2 separate regions of the Homo sapiens genome follow, and region 2 is linked to region 1. A link is an interaction called in ENCODE POLR2A ChIA-PET data of the cell type or tissue named here. Cell type or tissue: PC-9. All regions are shown on one strand. Links, peaks and the distances in the headings refer to the core of each region. The heading gives the core; the rest is flanking DNA. Region 1 has its middle 40 kb from the start of CD2. Region 2 overlaps IGSF3 (immunoglobulin superfamily member 3).

Region 1 (16,399 bases), core at 4,203-12,202:
AGAATTGCAAAATGTACTGGAAAGTCTCAGCAATAGAATCAAACAACTGGAAGAACTTCAGAGCTCAAAGACAAGGCTTTTGAATTAACCCAATCCAAAAAAAAAAGAAGAATTTTTAAAAAATGAACAAAGCCTCCAAGAAGTCTGGAATTATGTTAAATGTGCAAACCTAAGAATAATTGGTGTTCCTGAGGAAGAAGAGAAATATAAAAGTTTGGAAAACATATTTGAGGAATAATTGATGAAAACTTCTCTGGCCTTGCTAGAGATCTAAGCATCCAAATACAAAAAGCTCAAAGAACACCTGGGAAATTCTTCACAAAAAGATCATTGCCTAGGCACATAGTAATCAAGTTATCTAAAGTCAAGATGAAGGAAAAAAATCTTAAGAGCTGTGAGGCAAAAGAAAGAATCAAGTAACCTATAAAAGAAAACCTATCAGATTAACAGCAGATTTCTTAGCAGAGACCCTACAAACTAGAAGGGATTGGGAGCCTATCTTCCTAGCCTGTTTAAACAAAACAATTATCAGCCAAGAATTTTGTATCCAGTGAAACTAAGCTGCATAAATGAAGGAAAGATACAGTCTTTTTCAGATGAACGAATGCTGAGAGAATTCACCACTAACAAGCCAGCACTACAAGAACTGCTTAAAAGGAGCTCTAAATCTTGAAAAAAATCTTCAAAGTACACCAAAATAGAACCTCCTTAAAGCATAAATCTCACAGCACCTATAATACAACAACAACACACACACACCAAGGTATTCAGGCAACAAATAGCACCATGAAGAGAATAGTACTTCACATCTCAATATTAACATTGAATGTAAGTGGCCTGAATGTTCCACTTAAAAAATACGGAATGGCAGAATGATGTAGAATTCACCAGCCATGTATCTGCTGTCTTCAAGAGACTCATCTGACACATAAGGACTCACATAAACTTAAGGTAAAGGGGTGGAAAAAGATATTCCATGCAAATGGACACCAAAAGCAAGCAGGAGTAGCTATTCTTATATCAAACAAACAAACAAACAAACTTTAAAGCAACAGCAGTTAAAAAAGAAAAAGAGGGACATTATGTAATCATAAAAGTACTAGTCCAACAGGAGAATATCACAATCCGAAATATGTATGCACCTGACACTGGAACTCCCAAATTTATAAAACAATTACTTCTAGACCTAAGAAATGAGATAGACAGCAACACAATAGTAGTGGGGAACTTCAGTACTCCACTGACAGCACTAGACAGGTCATCAAGACAGAAAGTCAACAAAGAAACAATGGACTTAAACTATACTCTAGAACACATGGACTTAAGAGATTATTTACAGAACATTCTACCCAACAACTCCAAAATATATTCTATTCATCATAATGCATTCTATTCATCAGCACATGGAACATTCTCCAAGATAGACCATATGGAAGGCCACAAAACAAGTCTCAACAAATTAAAAAAAAAAAAGAAATTATAGCAAGTACTCTCTCAGACTGGAGTGTAATAAAATCAGAAATCAACTCCAAAAGGAAGCCTCAAAACCATGCAAATACTTGGAAATTAAATAACCAGCTCCTGAATGATCATTGGGTCAACAACGAAACCAAGATGGAAATTAAAAAATTCTTTGAACTGAATAATAATAGTGACACAACCTATAAAAACCTGTGGGATGCAGCAAAGGTAGTGCTAAGAGAAAAGTTCATAGTATTAAATGCCTACATCAAAAAGTCTGAAAGAGCACAAATAGACAATCTAAGGTCACACCTCAAGGAGCTAGAGAAACAAGAACAAAACAAATCCAAACCCAGTAGAGGAAAAGTAATAATCTAGATCAGAGCAGAACTAAATGAAATTGAAACAAGAAATAATACAAAAGATCAATAGAACAAAATCTGGTTCTTTGAAATGATAAATAGAATTGATAGGCCGTTAGTGAGATTAACCAAGAAAAGAAGAGAGAAGATCCAAATAAGCTCAATTAGAAACAAAACAGGAGATATTACGACTGATACCACAGAAATACAAGATTATTCAAGGCTACTATGAACACTTTTACATGCATAAACTAGAAAACCTAGAGGAGATGGATAAATTCCTGGAAATATACAATCCTCCTAGATTAAATCAGGAAGAAATAGAAACTCTGAACAGACACAAGCAGTGAGATTGAAATGGTAATTAAAAAGTTACCAACAAAAAAAAGTCCAGGACCAGACCGGTTCATGGCTGAATTATATCAGACTTTCAAAGAATTGCTACCAAGCCTACTGACACTACTCCAAAAGATGGAGAAAGAGGGAGTCCTCTCTGAATCATCCTATGAAGCCACTATCACCCTAATATCAAAACCAGGAAAGGATATAACAAAAAAAGAAAACTACAGACCAATATCCCTGATGAACATAGATGCAAAAATTCTCAACTAAATACTAGCTAACCTAATCCAACAGCCTATCAAAAAGATGATCCACCATGATCAAGTGGGTTTCATACAGGGACACAGGGATGATTTAACATCCACAAGTCAATAAATGTAATATACCATATAAACAGAATTAAAACCAAAATTCACACAATAATCTCAATAGATGCAGAAAAAGCATTTGACAAAATCCAGCATCACTTTATGATTAAAACCCTCAGCAAAATCAGCATAGAAGGGATACACCTTAAGGTAATAAAAACCATCTATGACAGACCCACAGCCAACATTATACTGAATGGAGAAAAGTTGAAAGCATTTCCCCTGGGAACTGGAACAAGACAAGGATGCCCACATTTACCACTTCTATTCAACATAGTACTGGAAGTCCTAGCCAGAGCAATCAGACCAGAGAAAGAAATAAAGGGCATTCAAATTGTTAAAGAGGAAGTCAAACTGTTACTGTTTGATTGTGACATGATCGTATACCTAGAAAATTCTAAAGACTCATCCAAAAAGCTTCTAGAACTGGTGAATGAATTCAGTAAAGTTTCTGGATACAAAATTAATGTACACAACTCAGTAGCCCTGTTATACACCAACAGCGACCAAGCTGAAAGTCAAATCAAGTACTTAATCTCTTTTACAATAACTGAAGAAAAAAAAAATACTTAGGAATATACTTAACCAAGGAGGTAAAATACCTCTACAAGGAAAACTACAAAACAATGCTTAAAGAAATCATAGACCCAGCCGGGCTTGGTGGCTCATGGGCTGGGCGTGGTGGCTCACACCTGTAATCCCAGCACTTTGGGAGGCCGAGGCGGGCAGATCACGAGGTCAGGAGATCGAGACCCTCCTGGCTAACATGGTGAAACCCTGTTTCTGCTAAAAATACAAAAAATTAGCCGGGCGTGGTGGTGGGCGCCTGTAGTCCCAGCTACTCCAGAGGCTGAGGCAGGAGAATGGCATGAACCCGGGAGGCGGAGCTTGCAGTGAGCCGAGATCACGCCACTGCACTCCAGCCTGGGTGACAGAGCGAGACTCTGTCTCAAAAAAAAAAAAAAAAAAAAAGAAAAAGAAAGAAAAAAAGAAAATGGCCATACTGCCAAAAGCAATCTACAAATTCAATGCAATTCCCATCAAGATACCACCATCATTCTTTGCAGAACTAGAAAAAAAAATCCTAAAATTCATGACCCAAAAAAGACTCATAGCCAAAGCAAGACTAAGCAAAAAGAACAAATCTGGAGGCATTACATTACCCGACTTCAAACTATACTATGAGACCATAGTCACCAAAACAGCATGGCACTGGTATAAAAACAGACATATAGACCAATGGAACAGAATAGAGAACTCAGAAATAAAGCCAAATACTTACAGTCAACTGATCTTCAACAAAGGAAACAAAAACATAAAGTGAGAAAAAGACACCCTATTCAACAAATGATGCTGTGATAATTGGCTAGCCACATGTAGAAGAATGAAACTGGATCCTCATCTTTCATCTTATACAAAAATCAACTCAAGATGGACCAACGACTTAAATCTAAGACCTGAAACCATAAAAGTTCTAAAATGTAACGTTGGAAAAACTCTTCTAGATATTGGCTTAGGCAATGACTTCATGACCAAGAACCCAAAAGCAAACACAACAAAAACAAAGATAAACAGATGAGACTTAACTAAACTAAAAAGCTTCTGCACAGCAACAGAAATAATCAGCAGAGTAAAAAGACAATCCACAGAGTAGGAGAAAATCTTTGCAATCTATATATCCAACAAAGGACTAATATCCAGAATCTACAAGGAACTTAAACAAATCAGCAAGAAAAAAACAATCCCATCAAAAAGTGGGCTAAGGACATGAATAGACAATGCTCAAAAGAAGATATACAAATGGCCAACAAATACAAGAAAAAGTACTCAATATCACTAATTATCAGGGACATGCAAATCAAAACCACAATGCGATACCATCTCACTCCTGCAAGAATGGCCATAATAAAAAAATCCAAAAGTAATAGATGTTGGCATAGATGTAGTGAAAAGGGGACATTTTTACAATGTTGGTGGGAGTATAAACTAGTACAACCACTATTGAGAACAGTGTGGAGATTCCTTAAAGAACTAAAGGTAGAGCTACCATTTGATTCAGCAGTCCCACTCCTGAGTATCTGCTGAGAGGAAAATAAGTCATTATACAAAAAAGATACTTGCACACACATGTTTATAGCAGCATAATTTGCAATTGCAAAAATATGGAACCAGCCCAAATGCCCATCAATCAGCGAGTAGATATATGTATGCCATGGAATACTGCTCAGCCATGAAAAGGAATGAAATAATGGCATTTGTAGCAACCTGGATGGAATTGGAGACCATTATTCTAAGTAAAATAACTCAGGAATGGAAAACCAAACATTGTATGTTCTCGCTCATATGTGGGAGCTGAGCTGTGAGGACACAAAGGCACAGGAAAAATACAATGGACTTTGGGGACTCAGGGGAAAGCGTGGGAGGTGGGTGAGGGATAAAAGACTACACATTGGGTGCGGTGTACACTGCTTGGGTGATATGTGCACCAAATTCTCAGAAATCACCACTAAAGAATTTATTTATGTAACCAAATATTGCCTGTTTCCCAAAAACCTATAGAAATAAATAAATAAACAAAATAAACTGAAATTAAAAAAAAAATAGTACTAACATTAAGATTGGTGTGGTAGCTTATGCCTATAATCCCAACACTTTGGGAAGCCAGGCTAGGAGGATGACTTGAGCCCAGGAGTTCAAGACCAGCCTAGGCAACATAGTGAGACCTGGTGTCTACAAAAAATAAACAAATAAATAAATAAGCTGGGCATGGTGGTGCATCCATGCCTTTAGTCCCAGCTACTTGAGAGACTGAGGTGGTAAGACTACTTGAGCCTGGGAGGTTGAGGCTGTAGTGAGCCAAGATCATACTACTGTACTTCAGCCTGGATGACAGAGCAAGACTGTCTAAAAAAACAAAAACAAATACAAAAACAAAATAAATAAACAACAACAACAACAAAAAAATAAAACAGAGTACTAACATCAGCAATAGCCCAGTGCCACCAGAGTTACCTGAGGTAAGACTGTTACAGACCCAGTGAGTGTTCCAATGAATAAATGAACCCCACACCAATAAGTCCATTAGGAGAGGCAAACCTGGACAGGAAGAGACAAGGTGCCTGTGACCTAGATTGGTCACTGTGTCATCACCTGCCCTTGCAGAGCTGATAAAGGGATTCAGCTGTGACTGTTGGTTACACCATAAAAACACATTTCTCTAAGAAAGCAAGGAGGAGCAAAAGAACAGAAATTCCTGCTACTTAGGGACTAGTGCACTTGTCAGCAGTGTGTCATATCACTTACCTCTCAGGGGCAGGATTTTCTTAGAAGCTTTAGTTAGGGATGTGGAAGAAAATCTCCATCTATGCTTCACAAAGATCTGTGTCTCAGGACCAGGTCCAAGGAGAGCCCACTGGTGTGATTTCTGAGAGATTAGTAAATCCTGCTGCCCCCTAAGTGGCTCCATACCACTGGCTGATAACTGAAATTCCACTATTTATTTATTTATTATTATTATTATTATTTTTAGATGGAGTCTCGCTCTGCCACCCAGTCTGGAGTGCAGTGGCGCGATCTCGGCTCACTGTAACCTCTGCCTCCTGGGTTCAAGTGATTTTCCTGCCTCAGCCTCCTGAGTAGCTGGCATTATAGGCGCACACCACCACATCTGGCTAATTTTTGTATTTTTAGTAGAGATGGGGTTTCACCGTGTTAGCCAGGAAGGTCTCGATCTCGTGACCTCCTGAACTGCCCACCTCAGCCTCCCAAAGTGCTGGGATTACAGGCATGAGCTACTGTGCCTGGCCTGAAATTCCACTATTTTTTTTTTTTTTTTGAGACAGAGTCTTGCTCTGTCACCCAGGCTGGAGTGCAGTGGCGCGATCTTGACTCACTGCAAGCTCCGCTTCCCAGGTTCACGCCATTCTCCTGCCTCAGCCTCCCGAGTAGCTGGGACTACAGGTGCCCGCCACAACACCAGGCTAATTTTTTTTTTTTTTTTTGTATTTTTAGTAGAGATGGGGTTTCACCGTGTTAGCAAGGATGGTCTCGATATCCTGACCTCATGATCCGCCTGCCTCGGCCTCCCAAAGTGCTGAGGCGTGAGCCACCGCGCCCAGCCGAAATGCCACTATTAAAGCTTCATGTTGCGTTGGATGCCGTGGCTCATGCCTGTAATCCCAGCACTTTGGGAGACTGAGGAGGGCAGATCACTTGAGTCCAGGAGTTCAAGACCAGCCTGGGCAACATGGTGAAACCCCATCTCTACTAAAAATGCAAAAATATTAGACGGGCGTAGTGGCATGTACCTGTGGTCCCAGCTACTCAGGAGGCTGAGGTGGGAGGATTGCTTGAGCCAAGGAGGCAGAGGTTGCAGTGAGCCATGATTATACCACCACACTCCGGCCTGAGTAACAGAGCCAGACCCTGTCACGAACAAACAAACAAACAAACAAAAACATTATGTTTTTCAGCATGAAGCAGTGATGAGCAACTTGAGGACTGAGATCTACATGGAAGAACCACCAGACTGGTGAATGATTTTCAGGATGAATGTCCAGATACTAACTTGTTAGTGACTAAAAAGCCATGACAGTTTCCTCATTGACATTTCTTTTATTCAGTAAAGCAAGTATTCCAAGTCTTGAGAATCTATGTTGTTTTCCTTGCATTTTCATTTCATGGAAAATAAATGGTATGCAAAGAAGGCTGCTCACCTCTGGTTTAAGAGTTTGAATACTGTTAAAATGCAAATCATCACAGAAGAGTGCAGCTTAAAAACAACAACAACAACAACTTTATTTTTTAGAGCAGTTTTAGGTTCACAGCAAAATTGAGAGGAAGATACAGAGATTTCCTATGTACCCACTTCCTTCATAAAGTCATAGCCTCCTGAATTATCCACATCCCCCACCAGAGTGGTACATTCGTTACAATGATGAACCCACACTGACACATCATTGTCATCCAAAGTTTACATTAGGGTTCACTCTTTATGTGCATTCTGTGGGTTTGGACAAATACATAATGAGATGTATCCACTATTAGACCATACAGAGTAGTTTCACTGCCCTGAAAATCCTCTGTGCTCTGCCTGTTCATCCCTCCTTCCCCCTAACCTCAGGTAACCACTGATCTTTTCGACTTCTCCATAGTTTAGCCTTTTCCAGAATGTCATATGGTATGTAACTTTTTCATATTAGCTTCTTTTGCTTAGTAATACGGATTTAATATTTCTCCATGTCTTTTCATGGTGCGGTGGCTCATTTGTTTTTAACATTGAATAATATTCCATTGTCTGGATGTTACTATAGTTTATTTATCCATTTGTAACCAAATAGCTTAACTTCAAAATGCATTTTTTTTAAATGTCCCCTTTCTCTTTTCTCCCTAGTCTTTAAATACAACCTTGAAGCAAACTGCAGAAGCCTTTTCCTGTAAGCTTAAGGTAGACTCTATGTCCCACCCTTTCCCACCATATACTCCTTTTGCATTTATCTAACTGTATGCTAGTATCTAAATATGTTCTTACTTAGAAGTTCCAGGGGCTAATCTTTTTTTTATGGAATACACAGGGATTTAATATAGTATGATCTAAAAATTATCAAAAGCTGCCTTCCAAGGGCTAATCTTGAGACAGAAAGACCAAGCCTGGAGACCCAGCTGCAAAATTCCAGAGATTACCTCAAGGCAGCTAGTCAACAACCCGGCCATTGTTCCAGGTGGACTGAGACCCAAGATAGCAACCAAACAAGACACATGGATCTTGTACTCAGCACAACTCCTGCATGCTTCACATGTCAAGTTCCTCTTATTTTTTTTTTTTTTTTTTTTACAGAATTTGTTCTGTCGCCAGGCTGGAGTGCAGTGGCGTGATGTTGGTTCACTGCAGCCTCCACCTCCTGGGTTCAAGTGATTCTCCTGCCTCAGCCTCCCGAGTAGCTGGGGTTACAAGCAAGCGCCACCACACCCAGCTAATTTTTTTATTTTTAGTAGAGAGGGGTTTCATCATGTTGGCCAGGATGGTCTTGATTTCTTGACCTTGTGATCTGCCCTCCTCGGCCTCCCAAAGTGCTGGGACTACAGGCATGAGCCTCTATGCCTGGCCAAGTTCCCTTTTTTAAACTCTTGTTTTCTCCCCAGAAATTTAAAGTGATTACTTTGGATGGGGATCTGGTCACTTTCACTTCTGCTTTACTAGTTTTGGTTAATAAAGTCACTTTCTTTCTACCATATCTCACTCTTGTCATTGGACCTTGCAAGTGGCAAAGCAGCCAGACCCGTGCTCGGTTACACATTCACCTACTGAAGGATATCTTGGTTGCTTTTAAGAATTGGTTATTATGAATAAAGCTGAGTGCAGCCCTTTTTGTATGGAAGGAAGAGCATTTTGGCAAGGGTGCTGAAGGCATAGAAATGGTAGAAAGGGGCAGGAGATTAATGTGGGGAAGGGAGTTGGGGCAACCCACCCCGTACACAGCTCTGCCTGTGGCCAGCCCTGCTCAGAATATACTGGGCCTTAGAGCCCCATAGCAGAGGAAATGAGGCTGTGGCATGCAGGGCAGCTGGCCTGGTGCCCTCCTAAGTAGCTGTCAATCCCATGGAGCCCTCCACTAGTAGCCTCCAAGAGCTGCCTAGATGTTAGAAGAGAAATCTGTCCTTTTTAAAGCCAGAAAGTCCCCCCTTCCAGAGAAGGGACTCTTTCCTCAACCTGGAGCTCAGAGGAGAATCTGTGCTGGAAAGGCTAACGGAGTCTTGATCAGTGGGAGCACTCCTTGGGGGAGCACTCCTCAGGGGAAACACTTCTCAGGGGGACCTCTCCTCAGAGGGAATACCCTTCAGGGAAGCACTTCTCAGGGGCACTTCTCAGGGGAGCACTCCTCAGCGGGAGCACATCTCAGGGGAACTCTCCTCAGAGGGAACACTCTTAGGGGTAACTCTCCTCAAGGGAAACACTCCTCAGGGGAGCACTCCTCAGGGGGAGCATTCCTCAGGGGGGAACACTCCTTAGGAGGAGCACTCCTTGAGATTACCGCAAGGCAGCTAGTCAACAACCCGTCCATTGTTCCAGGTGGACTGAGACCCAAGATAGCCACCGAAACAAGACACATGGATGTTGTACTCAGCACAGCTCCTGCATGCTTCACACGTCAAGTTCTTCTTCTTTTTTTTTTTTCTTTTTTTTTCTTTTTTGACAGAGTCTCTCCTCAGAGGGAGCACTCCTCAGGAGTAATTCTCCTCAGGGGTAACTTCTCTTAAGGGGAAGTCTTCACAGGGACCATTCCTCAAAGGGAGCTTTCTTTCCTCTATGTGCTTTCCACCTGGCAGGGTCTCAGAGCCATATGTGCTCCCACTTCCTTACAGGGCAGGATCAGATACCACCATTTACACCCTCACTGAAAAGGCAGTCACACACACTCATACTGTAAGGGAGGAAAAATATCTTTTTCTTGACCCAACTTAGATTCATGGCTGAGGCCCCTGTAACAAAAAACAGATTAAAAAAAAAGAAAGGTCAAAAACAATGTATTTAACATAAATTTTACATGACACAGGAGCCCTCATCAGGAAATGAGGAAACAGGTAAGCCTGAATATTTTCATGCTAGGTTTGATGAAGCACGGACAATCGTGGAGAAATATGAGAGGAGGACAAAAGGGAACTATTAATGGTGACAAAACTGGGGAAAACTTAGCAAGCCTTGTTGTTCAGATTCCCCTCCATGTCCCTGTGTCTCCAGGGACAAGGATGCTCCTTTCCCCTGGGTGTAGGGAGGGAACCGTTCACCTCTCATGTGAAGGTTTTATGACCTGCTTCAGGGGAAGGTGAGAAAATCCTTCCTACGTTTTATGGAGAAGATTGGGGAAGGTTAGAGAGACTTTCCTGCACATGCTGTTTTCTCAAATTCCTTCAGCTTAGAATATTTTGGACTAGCATGTCCTGAGCCCCATCAACACTGATGCTTTCCCTTGCTAGGCCATGTGAACCTTATGAAAAAAAAATCTAGTGGCTTCTAGGAATTTCAGCAAGTATGTAAAGAAAATGCCAAGGACAGTCAGAGAACCCGTCTCTTTGCACCCCAAATCGTACTATGCTTGTGGCTGGTCCTGGAGTGCAACCTGGAGCTCTGAGAAGGGCTGGGAATTAATAATAAGCCATCTCTTCTGTGTGCTGCCCTGAGATGTGGGAGCACCTGGCTTGGACCCCTGCACAATGCAATTATTGTACCTTCAGCCCAGGGATCTGAGCCCCCTGAGCTGGCAGGAGCTCTCAGAACATCCACCGTGAGGCAGGCATGTGCTATGTGATGTCAGCACTGGTGCTGCCATGAAACAAGCTCATGGAAACAAGTTGGGCAGAAAGGTTTTGAAAAGTCAGGAACATCTTGTTGAATAACAAAAAACGAGTACGATGTAAGAACTTGTTTTTAGTGGAAAATGACTCTTCACATGACTTCTGTATGTTCACCTCTCTACCAGTCGGTTAACTGGCAGGAAGCAGGATGTCACTCAGATGGCTCAACTAGAGACTTCAATAGAGGGACCACTTAGGAAGTGTAGGCAAGGTCAAGGAAGCCAATAGGGATGTTGAGGCACCTAGAGGCTAGGAACTGCAGGAAGCTGTTGCTCTCCTAGACCAGAAGGGACAAGGGGTCCAATGAGAGCTGCAGCTGTAGAGAAGGGGTCCCCTGGAGAGAGCAGCAGCCATGGAAAAACAGCTGCAGTCAAGATAGAGCACAAGAGCAGGAAAGGGTGTGGGAAAACTCCAACTTCTCTTTCCTCCTTGTTGGCGCCTCCCATTGGCCAACCCAACTGGAAGTCAGGTGGTCAGGGAGTGCAGGTGTTTCAGCCCATAGGGGTCAACTTCCTGAGGCACAGAAAGTCAGAGAAGGCTGGTGAATGGACTCCAGTGTAGGGGGCCAGGTGGAGACTTAACTGGTATTGTTATGTTGGGTGTGTACATTCTCTAGATACAGTACGGTTATAAAATCCATTCCAGATGCGAGTCCCCTGCATTTCCATTCCATGTGTCCTCCGCCTCCCCCACTTCACTGTACTTACTAGGATCCATCCTGATCTTCATGAATCATGAAGACTACCTTGGATCTGCTACATATATGAGTCAGACTATTGGCTCTTTGAGAAACTCATTTGCTTTCTGTCCCATAGACATTGGTCAGTAAATGTATAATGGCGGAAGGGCTGCAATGGGATTAGAGAGAGTTAGTGTTCATCTTTCACTAAGATCTGCTTCCACTCCCAGCTGGCTTCCAGGGAATAAAGCCTCCTCACAGAACACACAGAGGTGGTGCAGAGAAAGCCCTAGGACCACACGAATACCACCAGACCTTGAAATGTGGGAAAAGAGGGCTGTAGGAGGCAATTCTGAATTTTTGTTGGCATGAATGAGCACATAAAATCACTTAGAGTGTTCAGGAAATTTTTCAGCCCTCTTCATTAGCTATCTTGCCTCCTTCCCCCTCAACTTTATTTTTTGTTTGTTTACTTCTTCTTTCAGGGGACCAGAAAAATCTAAGATGTGCTATTTATTTACTCATTCATTCATCCATACATTCCTTCAGTCATTTTTTACTGCAAATATCTATGGTGCCAGGCACTGTGTTAGGCACTGGCTTTAGAAGGGTGAAAATTATGAGGCTGGGCATGGTGGCTCATGCCTGTAATTCCAGCACATTCAGAGGCCTAGGGGGGTGGATCAACTGAGATCAGGAGTTCAAGACCAGCCTGTCCAGCATGGCGAAACCCCGTCTCTATTAAAAATACAAAAATTAACCAGGTGCAGTGGCATGCACCTGTAGTCCCAGCTACTTGGGAGGCTGAGGCAGGAGAATTGCTTGAACCAAGGAGGCAGAGGTTGCAGTGAGCTGAGACCAAGCCACTGCACTCCAGCCTGGGTGACAGAGCAAGACTCCGTCTCAAAAAAAAAAAATAAATAAATAAAAAAAAATAAAAACAGAAGGATGAAAATTAGGCTAGCTGGCCTTGAAAACTCACCATTCATTTAAGGTGTACACACACATTGATTTCCCAAGTCTTATCAGCCTTGGGGGTAAACAAGGGCATGAGTGACAAGTGCAATGGTATTTAACTCTGAACACCCACAAGCAGTTGTTAAACTCCAAGCCCCACTGAGAGTCCTAGAGGCAAACACTCCCAAAAGCTGCAGAGGTTTTCCCACATCATTACCATCATGTGCCAGACAGCCCTGCTGCTGCTGTTGCCTGAGCAGGAAAACCAGGGACAGTGTCTCTGCATTGGGAGCCTTGGGTGGGCTTATGAAGCAGTTTCTGTTGAATCTCCTGCATCCAGTGCGATTTCCACATTCTCAGAGAAAGCCCTGTGGCCCTAGAATCTCCTTTCATCTAGGCTGTCACTCTTTTTCAGTGTCTCAAAGAAAGCACCTACAATTTATTGAATCATTTAGTTATTTTACCTAGAGCAATTTCAGTCAAAATATATATGATATGAGACCTTTTCCTGTTTTGCAAAAATATTAGAGCATAGGAAAGTGCTGACTGGGGAAGATGGGGAGGGGAGATTCCTGGGGATTGGAGGACCAAACAGAGGAGCCCGAGGGCCAAGACCAAACTTCCTTACTTCACACCCTTACCAGGGGTGGCCCTGCTGGGTTGCAGCAGACAAATAAAGGTTGTGGGCCTTCTGTGTCCTGTTAGGCAACAATAGTGGGTGCCTTAGGTGGGTGTAAAGTTCTTGATGATTTATGACATGCCAGAACTTGCCTGTGCTTAAAAAAAAGTCCTAGACGGCCGGGCATGGTGGCTCATGCCTGTAATCCCAGCCAAGGTGGGTGGATCACAAGGTCAGGAGATGGAGACCATCCTGGCTAACACAGTGAAACCCCGTCTCTACAAAAAATACAAAAAATTGGCCGGGCTTGGTGGCGGGTGCCTGTGGTCTGAGCTACTCAGGAAGCTGAGGCAGGAGAATGGTGTGAACCTGGGAGGCAGAGGTTGCAGTGAGCCAAGATCACGCCACTGCACTCCAGCCTGGGCGACAGAGCGAGACTCCATCTCAAAAAAAAAAAAAAAAAAAAAAAAGTCCTAGACAACAGGGGACTGATGTCTAAGACATCAGATATACACTGCCAAACATCAGAACATGAAATTTTTCCTGCTAGATTCCCTCTATAGTTTGTCTGTCCACTAAATAAATACATGTTGATCTACTGTGGCAAAGAACTAAGAAATGTGTACAAAACAGCTCATTCTCTCAAAATGCTTAATTTCTAGCCAGAGAGGTGATATATGGAAGGATGAGTTTTTTTCCTTCTTGCTCACCATCCTTTCCTCTTTCCAAAGAGTAAATCTCACAAGGCTACAATAATAGAGGAAGGGTTTTTTGGTTGTGACACCTAGGTCTTGGAAAGGTCCAGCCTTTTCTCATAAGATAACAGGAGATACATCAGTAGGAGGTTAACATCTGCTTTCTGAGAGATCTTATGATAATTTTAAATATTCCAAGTGATGGTCAGTCTCCTGGGACTTCTCCTTTCTTCTACTTCAGCACCCAAAGTTCTCCTCTCCACCTCACATTTCAAGAGGAGAAAGAGTTGAAACAGAAAGTAATTGATAAGGTGTCCTGACGACGTTTAGACACAAGAAGAATCAGGACTTCGGGTGGGTGCTATGGAGAGAAAGGATTAAAATAAGTGTAGTGGGAGGGAAGAGGAGGAAGATCCAGGGAAGGGGCCCTGCCACTCAAAGCTGTTGCTCTGTGGCAGATCCCAAGGCCTGTGCCCTTGAGCAAATTAAAAGACAAAGTAGACTAACCACTGGGATCATAAGCATTTGGATTAGAAGGCTTTGGATGATCAGCAGAAATGAAGAGCTGTTTTTATATTCTTCATGATTCTGGTTGTGTGTTTGACCTGAGAAGACGTGGATCAGATCGTCTTCCCACTCCACCCCACCTCCCACCTTCCTTCACCAGCACAGTCCTGGATGACAGAGCCTAGGAAATGAAGAGAGCCACTCTGGGAGCCGACTGATCAACAACTGGAGGGGCACTCTCGTTCGACTGTACCACCTTCCACAAGAAGAGGGTGGTGCTCAAGTTCCAGACATACACAGAAATATTAAGTAGAACCCATGAAGTGCTTTGCAAGTCCAGAGTAAAGAGATGTTAATTCTTTCTGCTTTGATGAAAGATAGGTTTGATGGAGGAAGTGGCATTAAAAGGGAGCTTTAAAGGACAGCCGTAATCTTAAGTTCGTGGAGACATAAGGGGAGGAAATTCCAAGCAGAGGGAGCAGAGGTGAAATGGGAATGGAAATGAGATGTGTTGTCTTTATGTATCATGGGCATCATGGGATATCATGTGGAAAATCAGTGTGATTATTTATCTCTACAATGCTGACCTCTTTATACCTTTGTAATAATAACATTGGCAGGAACTTACATAAAATCCCAACTGGAACCAAATATTCATTTCTTATTTTAACTAAACCACAGATGAGATCAAACCAAACCCGAAACACACACACACACACACACACACACACACACACACACAAAATTGTTGATAAGAAACGTATATTTTTGAATCCTAAATTATTTTCCTGTTCTAAATATAATACCAAATTTATTCAGTAATCTGAGTTTGTAAACCTCCTTATTAGCACACAGATTTCAGTGAGCTGGGGCTATATATAATGATACTGATTTCTGCATGTAGTGTGTGGAATTAATTGTCATAATTAAACCTCTGTACATTGCTATATCCACAGGCTATCAGTCAGAGTCCATAATTGAAAACACAGTCACCTGCTTAGCTAGGTTAAGCAGAAAGAGACTATACTATGGGATGTTAGGTATCACACACTCCCTGGGAAGTCCAGAAGGTCAGGACTGGAAGCTACACAGTCAAGTGTATCACTCATCATAGGACTGAATCTGCAAAGACCACACAGAGCAGCACTGCAGAGCCCACTGGTGATGCTGGGCACTGTACATCAGAATCTCTGCCTCTGCTCTCTAGAAAAGCAGACACACTGTCACTCTGTCTGCCAAAACATGGGTCCCATGTGTTCCTGCTCTTCCTGTTGCTTCTTTCCAAATGTAAGTCTTATCAATATAAGGCTTGGATACATCAGCTCTAATGTACTTGGTCCACCCGATGGGCAGAGTCTAGGAGGCATGCCTGCCCCCTACATCTGCACTGGAATCTGGAGAAATGAATCCTGACTTCCGACTTGGAAAGTGCAAGTCCGTAATGTGGGAAGAGGCCCAAACATAAGATGTTGAAACAATGCAGGGTGGCCACAAAGCCTGACAGAACTCCACTATACCAGGTGCCATGGTGCTACATCAATCCATTTTATTTTTCTGTGTTCAATTTGTTTAGCACATAGGAGATTTCTGTTTTGGGCAATATCATGAACAAAAGAGCCTGAGAAAATATCCCACTGTAAGACATTTAGAAATGCTGAATAAAATATGTCAAAACTCCTCTGAAAGGCAAAATCTTCACAAAAATGGTAGTGAAATGATACCAAAATGAAACTGAAGCTGGAAAACTTAGTGAAGAGCTGACTCTGAAGCTGTAGACATCCTTTGGAAATGTTCTAATGTTTGTAACCCAGACTTTGGGGTTTAATGGTGTAAGGAGTAAAGTTAAAGCCTCAGGCCCTTAGAAAGGTAGGAGTTGGAACAGAGACCCTCATATAATGTTGACATAGTCAAAAAGCCTCAGTGAAAGAGTATCTACAGGAAAACTGCTCAAAGCGAAGGGACACATTGAGGGAATTTTTGTCAGTGTGCATTGAAGCTGTCTAGAAAAAAAGTCTCCCCTAAAACTGAATTTGTGGGCCAGGCGTGGTGGCTTACGC
Region 2 (16,399 bases), core at 5,465-13,464, 210 kb before region 1:
GAAACAAGAAATCTATAATGGCAGGATCACAACATTTGCGCGCAAATAGCTAACCAACCAAGACTGCCACCGAGAGGCAGTCTGTCTCTGTGACTGACTGGGAACTTGGAACACTTTTCAAGTCTGACAACTTTCCACACACATGCACCCCAGAGTTTGGGTGCTGTCAACTGTCCAATCACAGAGAAAGGGAGAGCCTCAGCTCCTCCGTGGCCAACATCCGCTGGGGCATCACCCGCTTAGTCTATGGCCCCTGGATGGATACTGAGAACAGGGGGCTCCAGGCAAGTAGGGGAGTAGTTGAGGTGTGGCTCTTTGATCCACAGCAGAGGCACCCCATTCTTCCCATCAGAGTTCTTGCTGGAGTTCCGGCTCTTGAAACGCACCAGAAGGATGGTGATGATAAGAATGCCAAAGATGGGGAAAGGGTAGAAGAAGACGAAGTAGAAGAGTGCGTCGTTGGAGCAGATGATGGACTGGAGGGTGGGACCTGAAAAGAATCATGAGAGAGACAAGACAATGAGGGCTGAGAACCTGGACTGCTCACATTTCCTTTTGAAGACCTCACCTGACCCAGTGGAAGCTCCTCGGTGACACTCCCACACCACCTTGTCTTTCCCCTGCTACCATTAATGGTGGAAGATGACCCTTATATTCTTTTTCTCGCAACACCTCTCCTAATTTACGGCTGTATGTTCCAACAAAGCAATGCTTCTGTTTTCCATTGAGAGCCATTATTGCTGCTTGGAAAGCCACATAATGAAACATAATTTATTGATTGTGAACTCAACTGCATCTAGAATGGTGAAGAAGCTGCTCTGGTTCAGTCGGAGCCTCCTGCATGGTTGGATTTTACATGCCCCTTTGCACTTAGTTCTGCTACAGACTTCCTTCTCTGGGATTATGACACAATCCCTTCCTGCCAGCTTCTGAGAGCAGTTTTACCAGAAATGACACTTACCTGATTAATGTTATCAATTAAATGTCATTATGGACCACTTACAAACGTCCACAGTGTGTCCGTGGCCACAAAGAACACAGTATTAGTTATAGCTGGATATGGAAGAGAATAAACCAGGCGCCCCAAGACAGGTTGAGGGCTGCTCTATAAGTCATTAGACCTTGGCAGGAGCCTAGCCTCTGGGAGCCCCTGTTTTCTCTGTAAAATAAGGCTGCTGGGTGACCTCTGTGCTCGATGAAGCTTAATAATTAGGGACATCCACAATGGACAGGTAAAATGTTGCCTAGACTGCTTTGTTTTCGCTTTGAGGCAGTGGGTTATTCAGTGGATCACAGGGTGGTCTATGTATGATGCAGCCTGCTTTCCCTTTTACTGAATAGCTGTTGCTCATCAGTATTATTAAGAACATTTAATCTGCCTGTTATTCAATTTCCAAAGTGTATGAAACTGCTGATAGTCCACCATTGTTGACCTGCAAAACTCCAATTTCATATGGTTCTAACACAATGTGAGCACGGGGTGATCAAGGCAAAAAAATAGTGGCCCAAACTTTAAAAACTCAAATCAAGATGATGTTGAAAAATGTTTTGACTAAAAAGAAGTTAAAAATTCCAGCAATCTTTTTTTTCTTTCTGTATTCTAGGCTAATTCTACTATAACACCATTTTTAGTCTAATGTAGTCCACATTTTGATGGCAAGCCAACCAAGAGTGCATTGTTACAACAAATAATTCAGGCCAGCAATACTTCCCCCAGTCTCTGTTCATAGTGGAAGTCCCTCAGGATCATGGAAACTGCATTCTGGGCAGCTGCAAATCCATCCCCTCTCAGCTCTCCTCTAATATCACAGCCCTTCTAGGCTGGTCCTCCCAACCATACAAGATCCACCTCAACCTCCAAGGCACCCTCCAAAATAACAATAACGCAGAAACTGGACAAAAAGAAATAATGACAGTGAGGTAGTCAGCCTTCATTTTTTTCCCTTTCCCTTGTGAGTCTGAAACGCTTGCTAATTCGCTAAAGACTAGTTCCAATATTCTAAAAAATAACAAAGTAACACCTAACAATATACTAGTATAATGAAATATTACTAAAATTGAATCTGGTAGAACATCGAGTTTATTATAAAGATTATATGGTATGTTATCACTTTAATTTCTATCCCTATTTTTGCATGGGTAATCAAGGGTCAATTATATGAACTAATATGTCCAATCCCACCATATCTCAAATCCTACTAATAAATGCCCATGACAGTTAAGAAAACTGTTTATTAACCCATAATCAAGCTCAAATTTATCTTCCAGACACAGTTGGAACCAACAGTGACATCCTCCCTCTGTACTTGGGAAACTCACTTGTATCTAGAACACGGATGCCGATGGGGGCTGACTCCTCCTCCGTCAGCCGGTACCATTCCTTCTGAGGGCTGGGCAGCCACTCCTCCACATGGCAGGAGTAATTGCCTGTATCTTGGGGGCTTGCCTGCAGCACTGTGAGCCGGTAGAGCACCGGGGAGAGCCTCTGGAAGCGAAGCCTGCCCTCCCAAGGACTGCCCTCTGGGCCAAAGACAGCATCTGGGCCCACGCTCAGCAGGGCCGTCCGCTCTGTTGGGTCGTCGTCGTCGTCGTCGTCCTCCTCCTCCTCCTCCTCCCTTTCCTCTTCCTGTTCTTCCAGGCCAGGGCTGCTCCTTTTCCCCCCAGCTTTAGTCCTCAGGGAATACCAGGCCACAGCGAAGCGGGAGTCCTGGCTGGAGCGGGACACGATGCTACAGTCCAGCTGGAAAGCTGCCTTCTCAGAGACCGTGGCATTGGGGACCACTGTGTCCACCTGCAGGGAAGCATCTGGGGAATGACAAGGGACAAACAGGGAAGGGGTTGTTTAAATTTATTTGCTCAAAATAAACTAAATGTCCATCATTAAACACATGATAGTAACATCCATACTATAAGATATTATGCACCTATTGAAAAGGCATAGGCAGTGCTACAGGTGGAAGTTGATCCAAGAAAAATTGTTAAGAGTACAGAACAATGTTACTGTCCATGTCATTGTATGCAGAAAACATATTTTATTTTGACATACATATCTGTTTATATCTGCATAAAATATCTGTGGAAGAATTCATAAGAAGCTGGTAGTGTGGTTCCTTATGGGAATCCCGGGGGGAAGAGGTGTTTATTTTCACTGTAACCCCTTGTAGTGGCTGAATAGTGTCCCTCCAAAATGCATGTCCACCTGGAACCTCAGAATGTGATTATTTGGAAATAGCAACTTTGCAGACGTAATTAGCAAAGAGGAGGTCTTGCTGGATTGGGGTGGGCCCTAAATCCAGTGGCTGGTGCTATGAACTGAATTGGTCCCCCTCCAAATTAATATGCTGAATTCATAACCCACGATGTGACTACATTTGGAGGTAGGACTTTTAGGAGGTAATTAAAGTTAAATGAGGTCATAAGGCTGAGTGAGACCCTAATCCAGTAAGATTGGTGTCTTATAAGAAGAAGAAGAGAGATCTCTCTCCAGGTGCATGCACCGAGGAAAGACTATTCAAGGACACAGCAAGAAGGCGCCGTCTGCGGGCCAGAAGAGCTCTTACCAGAACTTAGCCATGCTGGTGCCCTGACCTCAGACTTCCAGCCTCTAGGACTGTAGGAAAATACATTTATGTTGTTTAAGCCACCCAGTCTATAGTATTTTGTTATGGCAACTGAGCAGACTAAGATAACTAGTGTCCTTATGAGCACAGGAGAGAAGACAGAGAGAAAGTGGCCATATGATGATGGAGGCCCAAACAGGAGTGAAGCAGCCACAACCAGGGAATGTCTGTGGCCACAAGGAACTGGCAAAGGCCAGGAAGCATTCTTCCCTAGAGCCTTCATGGGGAGCATGGCTATGATGACATCCTGACTTTGGACTTCTGGCCTGCAGAACTGTAAGAGAATAAATTTCTTTTGTTTTAAACAATCAAGTTTATACTAATTTGTTATGGTAGCCCTGGGAATTTAAAACACCCATGCAGTAACTTAAATTTAAACTGTGTGCATGTAGCTTATTGCCTAAAACACAGAGAACCCAAGGAGATCAGTATCTCTCCAAGGATTAAAGCCAGATAACAGACGACAAGGCTGAAAGGGCCCTTCCCTGTGAGCACAGATGTCTCAGGAGGATGTACGCAAAGTGTCCTCCCTGCTTAGGCGGGAGACACAGAGTAACCACAGAGAGGGACCCCAAGCAGGTGAGTCACATCTCACAGATGCCAACAGACTTGAATCTGTTTTGCTGTCTTTTTTTTTTTTTTTTTTTTTTTTTGGCTCACTGTAATATGTTCTAAACAAATAATTCACTCCCTAACTCCTAAAAGGCCTCCCTTTGGCTCTGCTTATGAAATGTTCATGAAAGGTGCCAATGTAATGTAAACTGAAGTAGAGATACCAAATCAGATCCTACTTGGATGAAGACCAAATAGGAGCACTTTCCAAGTATTGTCCTGGGCTTTCAATGAATTGGCTTAGTGTCGCTCACAGGTGAACATGTCGCTCACAGGTTAACACAAGGCTGGGCTTCCCATTGCTCTTGTGGGGGCTCTGCCAAGCCCCTCTGCACCCACCTCCTGCACCCATCTGGAATCTCAGTGTGCACTGCTGGCACAGGAGGGCTCAGTAACCAGCTACAGGTGGCAGGCCCAGCTCTCTCAGGGACAAGAACATGCTTGAGAACAGAATATGGCCGGGTGGGGACTATTCAATCAGTTCACAGGTAACTCAAACTCACTCAACTCCTCAGTTGTAACTCCAAGGCCATTAGAGAGCCCTACTAGAGACCAAGGGGAGCCCCCCACCCCATGCTTTTCTCCTCCAGAGTCTAACATAGTATCCCCACGCTCCTGGTGACTGGCTAAGGTGTCAAGGGAGGTGGCCCTGGGCGATGTGCAGTGGAACTTATCATGGCCAGGGGCAAGATGGCCAGAGACCATCAGTTGAGCTCCTCAGAAACACCTCCTCCCTCTTCAATCTCCCTTTGCTTTCTTGTCTTCTAACCGCTTAACATTTTTCTTGGCCCCTTCAAATGCCTTGTCTGCATAAATGACTCAATACAAGTTTTTCGACAGAAATTAATTTCCACCTTCCCACAATCTCTCTCCCCTTAACATGTTTCTCTACCAATTTAGTTCCCTGAATCTGCCCCCTTCTAGAATATGCCAACCCTCCTCCCTGTTTGGACTTAAATACTCTCTTCTTTTCCAAGTATAAGCCATGGAAAGATGCCGACCTCTGCCCCTGCTGTCTGCGTGACACTAACAGCTCCCCTGGATCTCACTGTGACCGCCAATTCCTGGCCTGTGTGTGATGATTGTGGTTTTCTCCCTTCCCCAGTTGTGTGAGCCCAACACAACTACTAATCGACTCATCTGCAATCTTAGTGAGGATGGGAGCCCTTCATTCCATGTATTTCAGATTATTGTGAATGTCAACTCTCAGCAGTGGAAGGTGATTATTTTCCTAACAATACTTTTAGAGCTATATTATTTCAAGTCTTCCATGTGTTTAACGTATCCCTCCGAAAAAAATCTTTGAAGTACGTCTGCACAATGAATGTTATGAAACCAGTAAAAATGGTGGCTATGAAATGCTTTCACAGACATGGGAAAACGCTCATAAAAGAAAGTTGAGTGGGAAAAAAGATCACATAAAACAGTAAGATCCTGAGTTTGTTTACAGACAGAGGAAATATGAAGACATGAGGCAAAGACCAAAAAATATACACCAAATTATTAATAGTAGATATTTGTAGGCCGTGAGATTATGGCTAACCTTTCTTTTCAAAATTATACTTTTCTGTTTTCCAATGTTTTGTAATTAGTACAATCAACTTATGCAATCAGGGACAGATGGACAAAGGGACGGGAAGGCAGATTGATCCAGGCTTGCTCACAGGGTTGAACAGGAGGCAGACACAAGGCTAACGGTTCAGGTCCATGTTGGAAGCACACAGTGTGGCAGGAGGGAAGCCTGGGTGGTCACTCTGCCTGCACCTGCTGGCTGGGTGGTGATTCGCTCCATGCTTTGGTCCCTCATGAGTAAAACCTACCACTCAGAGTTATTGTGAAGACTGAACATAAGTCTCCTAACTGTGGCTGGGATGTAGCTGTACTCAATAAACATCTGTCTCCTCCCACTCCATCTGGGAGCCTCAGTGTGCTGACCTGCAGAATGGGAGGGAGTTGAGGGAGTGGGGGCACTCAGCTGCCATTCTCTACAATTTCACCTTCGGGAAAAGACATGCAGCCATTTCTAGGCAAGGTAAAAAGCAAAAAATATAAATAAGTAAAAGCTCACGGAAAAATAGGAGTTAACTCAAAGTGGAGGCAATGTTCCCTGCAGTTTAGGCAAGACACAGGCGAGTGAGATACTGCCCATTTCCTATAACCAAGGCTGCAGTGCCTCCCTGAAGCATGTTCCATGACATAAGAGACCTGGCACCACCCTGGAGATGCAATATTCCACCAACGAAATGAGCTGCTCTACTCAGACATGAAGACATGGTGAAAACTTCCAGTAGTGCCCAAGGCCACAAATGTGAATGTCAGGATGCTCAGAAAACAAACAAGATACTGATGGGGTCACGAATTCACTTCTCCTCCAGGTCCTTACAGGAACCATCGACTTTTCATTCTAATATGAATGGATGATGCTGTGATGTTGCAAAGGACATGGGAATCCTGCACATCGTAGCTTTGATTATGTGTTTAAATGTGCAACAACAATTATACCTAGTAATTACATGCATTTAGATATTTAGAAACAGCAATAAAGACAAGAAAAACAAAAGGCCACACAGAATAGTTATTAGTACTAATAAAATTATTGGGACCAGGCACAGTAGCTCACACCTGTAATCCCACCACTTTGAAAAGCCGAGGCGGTGGTGGGGGTCACGAGGTCAGGAGATCGAGACCAGCTTGGCCAACATGATGAAACCCCGTCTCTACTAAAAATACACAAATTAGCCGGGTGTGGTGGCATGAGCCTGTAGTCCCAGCTACTTGGGAGACTGAGGCAGGAGAATCACTTGAATCTGGGAGGCGGAGGTTGCAGTGAGCCGAGATCGCACCACTGCACTCTGCACTCCAGCCTGGGTGACAGAGTGAGACTCCGTTTCAAAAAAAAAAAAGTATTGGGAAGTGACAGAGTGAAGGCTGCACACAATTCATTGTTTTCTATTTAAAGCATGTAAATCGATTACTTTCCACTGAAAATCCACAAGCTGAATTTTCTCAACAACATGGTTATTGTTTCAAGATTTTTGTCATATCTGCCCTTTGTTCCAAATCTGGAAAAAGGAAATATTCTATGACCTGGAATAATTAATGGCCAGATTTTATTCTATTTAAGAAATCAAATCACCTTAGGCCAAAGCCAGACGTGCAATTTTCCATTCACAAGAAAAAAAATTCAGGCAATTTTGAATATAAATGCATATACATGTAGACACTCATATATTTAACTGCAAATAATTTATTAATAAACTAATTTTATCCAGTGCATAAAACAGTATACTTAAATGGGAAACACCAGAGGGAGTGGAAGCTTGGGGACGTGGACCCTCACCTGGTCGCATGACTGTCAGAGCTGTCTGCCCAGCGGTGTCCTCTGCCCGCTTATACCACATGCCACTGGGGCTGGGCAGCCACTCCTCCACATGGCAGCTGTAGGTCCCGCTGTCCTGCACAGCCACGTTCTGGATGAAGAGACGGTACACGCCGGGGGAAGGACTCTCCAAATGCAGCCGCCCCTTCAGATTGTTCTTGGCTGCCTGCTCTCCATAGTGGAAGGTGGCGTCACGGCTCAAGCGGGCCACAGTCTCCCGCTCAGGGTGGTTGGGCTTCCATACAAACCATTCCACCATGAGCTGGGAGGTTATGCTGGTGCGGTTGAGAACCACACACTCCAGCTGTACCTGCCGGGTCTCCAGAACCGACAGGTTCCCCTGGGCTTGGCTGAGCCTCAGGCGGCTGTCTGGAACAGTAAGGAAGAGACGTCAGCGACAAAAGGACAACAAGCAATTCGTACGCACCCTTTCCCAGGGTAGGTGAATGGATGCCTTCCAAATACAGAAGGACGGCAGCACACACTCCATTAGGAGAAACGTTTCTCAGATGTGGCTCCCTAAACATTCTGAGTTCCTTGATCGTGTGTCGGAATGCCTGGGTTTCAAGGAGCTCAATGTTACAATAACAGCTGTCCCAAAGTCGTAGCCCTCATCAGTTCTGATGCTCACAGGAGGACAAGCACAAGCTGTAGAGACTGCACATCCAAATGACAACGGACCACAAAACATGTCGCTGGCCGGGGCAGGTGGCTGGGAAGGGCGGGGGAAGGGGATGGTGAGAAACCTCTGAAAAGCAAGAGTAAACTTTTAAAACTGATCATATGGTGGCTAGAAAATGCTGGGCCACCAACTACAAAAGAACTGCAGGGGAAAGCCAGTTTAATCTGTTCATGTGTTAGCCCTACGAATTGTAGTCCAACATCCTTACAAAAACCCACACAGGTTCCTTCTCAGGTTGGGAATGGAACTGATATGACATCAGTAAAGAAAAGACTGCCAGACAAGGTGGCTCACGCCTGTAATCCCAGCACTTTGGGACGCCGAGGTGGGTGGATCGCTTGAGGCCAGGAGTTTGAGACCAGCCTGGCCAACACAATGAAACCCCATCTCTACTAAAAATACAAAAATTAGCCAGGTGTGGTGGTGTGCGCCTGTAATCCCAGCTACTCGGGAGGTGAAGGTTGCAGTGAGCTAAGATCGTGCCATTGCACACTCCAGCCTGTGCAACAGAGTGAGACTGTCTCAAAAAAAAGAAAAAGAAAAAGAAAAAGAAAAGATTGCTACTGATGGAACTGGGTGCTTTGAAAACTCAGCCAAGCAGAGTCTCCTCCAGTAGAAAAATGTCTTTAATGACAGCATGCCCCGATGGCATGCTTGTAATTTCACAAGGGCCCAAATGAGTCTATCAGGACCAGAGGTATCTAGAAGCTGTGACACTATGAATGCACAATAGCACCTCAGGAATGAGACTTCTGAGTGACATCAGAGGAGGGGAGGTTGGGCACTTTCACTCATTACTTTCTACACACTTCAATACTGCCTGAATGTTTTACAACATTCATGATTACTTTTGTAATTAAAAAGTCAGAAAATATAAAATAACAAAATATATTTTAAATAACCATTCTCCCTTTCTCCCTCCCCATCCAAAAAATACATATGTAAAAGAAGATATTGACTCTGGTTGTCTCAGGGTTGAAAGGTTATTTTCTTTGTTGAGTTTTGTTTTTTTGGGGGGGATTTTTGTGTGTGTGTGTGTGTATGTATTTTCCAAAAGCTCTGTAAGTGTAGGCTTTCTCAGCAGGGAAAAGGAAAGAACTAGAAGCAGAGAAAAAAGAAGAAAGAAAACAACACAAAGAAAGAAACGAGGAAAGCTGTTTTACTCGGTGTCCTCTGAGTTCCATGTTTACGGTGTTAAAGTTCACTGTAACAGAGACTTCACTAAATGTGTTGAGGGGGGTCCTTCTAGTCCTTCCGCACTGTCCCACTTAGCTTGATTGTAGTCTCAGAGAGGGAAATCCCCTCAATAAATTTAGGATCCTCCAAGAATCTCTTGGTTTCAGTACAAATGAGGAAAGGAAAAAATGGTGATGACTAGAGTGGAAATGCAGAGTGGTGGGGGTGATCATGTTCTTTCAGTAGAGAAAATAATCAGAACTGAAAACAGATGAAAAATAGGAACCAAAAGAACACTGGTGGGCCTAATGACAACCTTCAATGTTCAAAAGCCCCAGGGACTGGCCTGAAGTCAGGACATATGTCACCGAAAATGCCAATGGGAATCACTTCAGACCAGAGCTTCCTGTTTAATGCACCAGCAGAGGTTAGCAGAAAATGCCACCGAGAGGCCAGTGAGAATCTCTGGAAATATAATAACCTCAGGCAAAGGAGGGGAACAGACTCACTGCATTCAGCAGGGCACAGGCCACATGTGGAGTTTGGTATCGGGTTCCACTGGCTTACTGAATAGGCCTCCTTAGGAGACAAGCAATAGTGAAGAAAACCAAGTCCCTATGCTTACTCAGGAGGCTTCAATTCTAGTAGAAGAGATAGAAAACAAATGTGTGTGTGTGTATATATATATGTATTCTAGTATAAAAATAATAAGACATAGTAACTGATAAGTCAATTATAAGTAAATACTTCATAATTACTTATATATGAATAAGTAAATTAACAGAATGTCAGGTGGTGATATGTGTTGTGAAAGGGCCGGGGAAAGGAAATCTAGAGTGATGAGGGGGCTACATTTAAGTTAAAATGAGCTAGGAATCCCCCTTCACGGAAGAGCAAGACAAATGAATATCTATGGCCAACATGTTCCAGGCTGACAGAACAATAAGTACAAAGGCCTTAGGGTGATCAAGGAAAGCAACCATTTATTCCTTATTCAACCAATATTTACTAAAAGTACCATGCCAGTGGCTGAAGATATAAGACACAGCCCTGTCCTCAACATGCTTACAGAGTAGTACAGAAGAAATGCAAACCATTATTAGGCTATGTGTTTTAGAAGGGACCCCTACTGGTATGGGAGAAATCAGGGTAGGCTTCTTGGAGGTGGTGCTGAATGAAGTCTTAGGGATGGAGTGAAGACAAGGGAGAAGCAGCAGGAAAAACACATTTCAGACAATGAGGGCAGCACAAGCGAAGGCACGGAGATGAGGCTCTGGGTGGCAACACAGCACCCCCCATGGCCCATCAAGAAGGACAGGCAGTGACAACAACGAATTGCAGGGATGTGAGAATGAGGGGTGGAGAGGCCCTTCAGGCTACACTATGTGAGAAGTTGAAAGGACTAGAGATCTTTAACAGAGAAGGGGCATACATTTCATGTATTTGAAAGGAAATGACGCAGACTTCTCTTTGGTTGTTCCAGGGGCAGATCTAAAAAGGGAAATTACAGGAAAGTGAACTTTTTAACAATCAGAGCTGCCCAAAAATGGAACTGAGGCTTGCGGACTGAATAGCTCTCCCTCCCTGGAAGCATTCTGGCAGAGGTTGAGTGCCACCTGTGAGGGAGAGGAATAAGGGCTACACCATGGGATCAAGGAAGGGCCAGAGGAGGAATGATTCAGTTTGGAGATAGGAAAGGCTTGTCTGGGCGGGCTGGGAGCTAAGGAAGAAGGGGGATGCAGATGCATAAAACCAGAAAATGCCTTCTAGGTAGGAACTCTGGGTGTGGAGCTGGTGTCAGCCCAAGATTCAGGGTGCAAACTGCAAACCCAGAAGAAGATTCAGGAGCTGCCATGAACCCTGCCTTGCCACATTTTGCTAACCACAGCTGCCCTGCTCCTTGGTGAAGATGGTATCCACAGAAGCAGAGTCAAGGATGCTTCCATGAGTCTGCCGTCAGCATCAGGACCCACTGCAGGTAAAATGGATGGGATTGCAGTGTGCTAGGGTGATGGTCCGTGTACCTGCACCCATACTCAGCATGCACCTTGCAGACAGTCTCTCCACACCAGCCCCACAGATCCCCACCCACCCCCAGGCAGTCTCTGCACTAAACCCACTGGCCCAGGACAGCCGTGCCCTGCGGCCTTACCTGGCTGTTTCACAGTGACTTCTGTGCGCCCAGAAACCTCCTCTGCCAGCTTGTACCAGGCGTAGTTGGGGCTCAGCAGCCACTCCTCCACGTGGCAGTAGTAGCTGCCGCTGTCGCTGACCTCGGCTCTCTGGACGGTGAGGCTGAACAGGCCCCCCGACACATGCCTCTCAAACTGGAGCCTGGCTCTCAGGCCCTCCTCCTCGGCGTAAGTACCGTATTCAAAGGCGGAGTTGTGGGTGGTCTTCAGGATAAGCTTGCCATCGGCATCCGAGGGCTTGTGGACATACCAGAGCACCGCAAAGTGGGAGTTCTGGCTAGTCTGAGACTTGACTGAGCAGTTCAACTGAATGGGCTTGTTTTCCACCAGGGTGAGGGTCCTCTTCGATTTGCTCACCTGCAGCTTTGTCACTGCAAAGGAAAGGGGAACACAGGAATCACCACAGACTCCCAGAAACGTGGCCCATCCACCTCCAGGCTCTGAGCCAGGTTTCCTCCAGCACAGTTCCTGGGGGATTTAACACCGACTGGCTTCAGTGTGAGGAAGGCAGCACGGAGCCCAGGCCACCGCTAAACATCCTTCCCTGTCTCCTCCTTGCCATGCGCCTGGCTTAGGCCTTCACCATCTCTCCCCTATCCACTGCCTGCACAGCCCACCATCACAGGGCCTCCAAGGGTGATCCTGCTGAAATACAAATCTAGCTATATCAGGTCTCTGCTTGAAAAGTTTAATGGCTCTGAACTACCTACGGGCCAGAGAGAAACAATTCCTTTTCACAGCACAAAGTCCCTTCAGGATCTGGCCTTCACCCAAGTGTCCTGACTCATCTCTCACGACTCACCCTCAGGCACCCTCCACAGGCGCATGCCCCTGGTGCAGTTTCCCTGAGCCCTGGCCTTTGCCCTTGCTGTCCTCTCTGCCTGTCTCCTTCTGCCACCTCCCACCCTGACCCTTCTCTCCACTTATCCCTCATTCCCGTCCCCCTGGGCTCCATACCCTTCCTCAGCACCCTCTATATATCTCTGGGCTGTGTGTCCTCACATCTCTCTCCCATATCCTAGATGGTGAGCTCCCCCAGGGCAGGGATCAAACTCCTTCCACTCAATCAGCCAGTATTTACGGAGTGCCCACTCGGTTTCCCACAGGATGCTAAGTGCTGGGGATGCCCTGAAGAGTAAGCCGGAGTCCCAGCCCTCATGGGGTGGACTGCCTAGCGGACATTCTTATCGCTGCACCCCCAGAGCCTAGCACAGCACCTGGGCCAGGAAAGCATTTGATCAGTGTTTGCTGAAATAGGTGAACGAGTGGGTGAGCGAATGAGAGCACGTTGGAGAAACACGGCAACAGGTAATTAGAGGATGCTGCGGGCGGGGGGAGAGGGGGCTTCCTCTGGGGGAGTGAGAGAGAAGGCTGAGAAGACAGTAAACCACGGGACAAGGCAAAGCCAACTACAATCCTCCCTTCTCCTCACTGTCCTGCTCCAAAAACAGACAAGAGGGCAGCCTGTGGAGCGCCTCCCCAGCAGCTAATTAATGACGATGTTCACCTTGCCAGTGGCAAGAAGCCAAGGTCTAATGAAATCCATCTTAGGAAGGTGATTTGAGATCTCACCCACCCCATCATCATTAACCTCGGCTCTGCATTCCCCTACCCAAGCCTTTCCCGCTACTAAAAATGAAAAAAAAAAAACAAAAAAACAATTCTAAGTTCCTCTTAGGGAACTAATAGTACAAGAATTGTTCCACCTCCACCACTCTCTTCACACTTAGTTTTTCCGCCACAGGGACCAAACCACTTCCCAGCTGAGAAAGAAAGCAGGGGCAAGGTGCAGATTCCACCCAGGGACAGCAACCTAGGCCTCCTCCAACCGAGCTTGTGTGGAGGGCAGGGGCAGGGGCAGGGCAGGGATGCCTGGCCAGGCTCCAGCACTCTACTGGTCAGACTCTTGTCTCTTTAGTCCAGCTCAACCCCAGGAACTGCATCCAGACCCAGGACCCAGCCCACTGGTCATGACCCTGGCCTGCCAGCTGGCTTAAGCTTGGTTTGGCAGCATCAAGGGTTGATTGAGTCCCATGCATCACAGAACCAAAACTTGTGAAAGCCACAGACTGCCACTTGGTCTCCCTGTAACACACAGACAAATGTTCTGAATGGATGGAAGGATTTAGCAAGCCAAGGTGTGGCAAAGTCCAATTCCCAATGCCATGACTGAGCAACACTGCGGAGCATCTCCCGCAGTAAATCGGACATTCTCTCCAGGAAGACTTGTTGAATTCACAAACCCACAGACCTTCTCACGCCATCAAGAACACACCAGGCACCACTTAGAGAGAAATCCTGTGTGCCACGGCCCCACCCTCCCGGGTTCATCTTTTTTGTTAGCAAGTCCAATCTTCTGCCTTCTCCCTTCTTCAAATGCAGAAAGTCCTCTAGGGCACACTAGGAATCCAGGACAGGGTTTACCATTAAGCTCCCAAGCTCTGGAAACTAGATTTGCATTCGCTTGCCAGTCGACTTTTCAGATTGGATTCCTATAATACTTGAAACAACCGGCTCCCTTTTCATTCCTTTCCAACCCAATTCACCGCATGCAAATGATATCTATATCAGTGCAAATGACACCACCTGAATTATCTGGTTCTTGGCCAAAAAAACTGGGTTGTTCAGCATGGAGTAGAAAGAGCTTTAAAATGTATTATTAATTGGGGCCGGATTATTTTTGCAACTGTTACTAAGGAAACCTCAATTGCTATAGTAACTGCATATGTTAAACTGGAATCCTATGACTAAACTTCTATTCAGTCACATGGTCTGAGAACATGAATTCAAGGAAGAGAAATGTTTCAAAGCATTTCCATTTTTTTTCCTTCCCATGTCAAAATATTGTGAAGTGTTGAGAAGCTTGAAAGAGAGGCATTTTTTAAATTTGGTGCACGTCTGACAGGTGGGCAAGGGGTCAGCTCCTATTCTATGCTCTGGATTTCCTCCCACATCTCCAGGGCAGGTAGGACCTTTCCTGAGGCACAGGGGAGACTGGAATCTCCACATATAATTAGGGAGCCCTCCCATGTCCTGCCAGAGCCCTGCCCTGGGCGGTGTACAGCTTGCGTGCACCACCTTCCTCCACAGAGCTAGGAGAGCCCTGCCCACTTAGAGACCACAGGTGTTTTCATCTGCAAAATAAGAACAATGTCTCTATCTCCATTAGGAGTTTTGTGCAGACTAAAAGCAATGGTCTATAAAAAGAGTTTAGCACAGAACCTGGGATATAACAAACACCCAGTGAATTTTAGCTATTCTCATTCCTTTTTGGTTTCTGTGCCTTGTCCCAAGTTCAAAGTTCAACACTTAGAATGGGAGTTGTCAAGCATAAGTGGCAATCTTCCTGCTCAAAGTGCTGTTCTCGGACCAGCAGCACTGGGAGCTTGTTAGAAATGCAGACTCTCAGGCCCCACCCCAGACCCAGTAAGTCAGAATCTGCACTTTAACAAGATCCCCAGGTGATTCACAAGTAGCTTCAAGCCTGAGAAACCCTGGACTTGGCCGTGTGAGTGAATGGGCTTTGAGAGGCCATAAATGCAGACGTGAAAGAAAAGAGTGAGGCTTGGTTAACCCCCAACAGTGAATTGGCAGGAGGAAGAAAGAATCCAGCAAGAGACAGGAAGAGGGTCCGAGAGTTGCTCCAGCTCACGCCAGCAGCTGCCTTCACAGCAGCCCCCAGAGGCCAGGCCCTGCTTTGAGGGAGTGGCCCTTTCTTTCTGCAACTGGAGAGTTTCCTTCCCAGGCTTGTGATTAAAACTTGGAAGATCTGTGTTTTGTATGGTAGGAGAGGCTGTTGTGTTTGTTACAGGCCAGGATAGGGTGGTTTCAAGGTGAGACATCAGGAAGAGGGAAGAACTTCGCAGCGGAGACCAGCAGCAGCTTTCTCAGCCAGCCTACCCTCCCTTCGGATTCCACTCTGTGCGTGCTCTTCTCACTCAAAACTCATTTATTTCTTCAATAAAGGATTCCCTTACGCTCTACTATAGCTGTGTTACTGCTGCCTTACAACGAAGGTAATTCTTAAAATCTTCTCTTTCTTACAAAATTCTAAGCATATGCAGGGCAGGGACTCTGACCCAATCATTGTTAAACTAATCAATGAATGGTTGAATAAATGTGGTTACTTTTCAAAAGGAGGGGCAATTCTGATTTTGATAGAAAAGAGAACATTTCAAAAGGTATATGGCCCCTGAGCTAGGCCCTGAGAAACAAGCAGAGAAGGAGAATCAAAGGGCACGCCAGAGAGAGGGGACAAGAGGAAAAAGATGACAACTACCCTGTGCACTCTATTCAAGGAGGAGCAAGTGCTCAGGTGTAGTGGATGAGGTTAGAAAGGTAAGCTTCGGCCACACTGCAAGGGGCCTGCAGCTTGTACTTGATCCTGACCACCTGTGGCCCTCAGGGTGCACGCCATGGATCTGCAGATCAGCATCACCTGGGAATCTGCCAGCCCCTGCTAAGTCAGAAAAACTGCGAGTAAGGCTCAGCAACCTGCAGTCTCATGAGCCCTCCAATTGATTCTGATGCACATTCAAGTTTGAGAAGCAACAGCCGTGCTGCTGAGGTGGTTGCCGGTAAGTCTGGAGAAGGTGGTTTCTGTGCAGTGCTGTGAGCAGCAGCCAGAGTGGCACGTGCAAAGAGATGGGCACTGAGGGAGGAAGACACTGCTCTTTATTAAAGACAACAGACAGTAATGCTAGAGATAGAGGCGGCCAGTGGCTGCGGCAGGAGATGT

Evidence for each region. ChIA-PET counts read pairs that join two places held together with the same protein. Peaks named below come from ENCODE experiments on the same cell type or tissue, not always from the same donor. Only the 100,000 strongest peaks of a DNase experiment are listed, where the experiment ranks them.
Region 2: POLR2A ChIA-PET joins it to region 1 with 16 read pairs; 3 of 35 experiments call an interaction of 5 or more read pairs at or near these places.

What each region holds. Positions count from the first base shown.
Region 1 is chr1:116,786,245-116,802,643 of GRCh38, forward strand. No RefSeq gene overlaps it. Among named protein-coding and RNA genes, the nearest start is that of CD2, 40 kb to the left of the region's middle. In PC-9, for the core only: no CTCF peak of the experiment used is centred there; no DNase peak of the experiment used is centred there.
Region 2 is chr1:116,577,073-116,593,471 of GRCh38, forward strand. It overlaps IGSF3 (immunoglobulin superfamily member 3), which reads right to left. Exons shown (of 11, transcript NM_001007237.3): 8 at 11,622-12,032; 9 at 7,573-7,980; 10 at 2,320-2,805; 11 at 1-490. The coding sequence ends at 240. It overlaps LOC105378924 (a long non-coding RNA gene), which reads left to right and starts at 16,079. Exons shown (of 3, transcript XR_947737.3): 1 at 16,079-16,238. In PC-9, for the core only: no CTCF peak of the experiment used is centred there; DNase peaks (open chromatin) are centred at 8,989, 9,939 and 12,459; H3K27ac peaks cover 2,276 bases.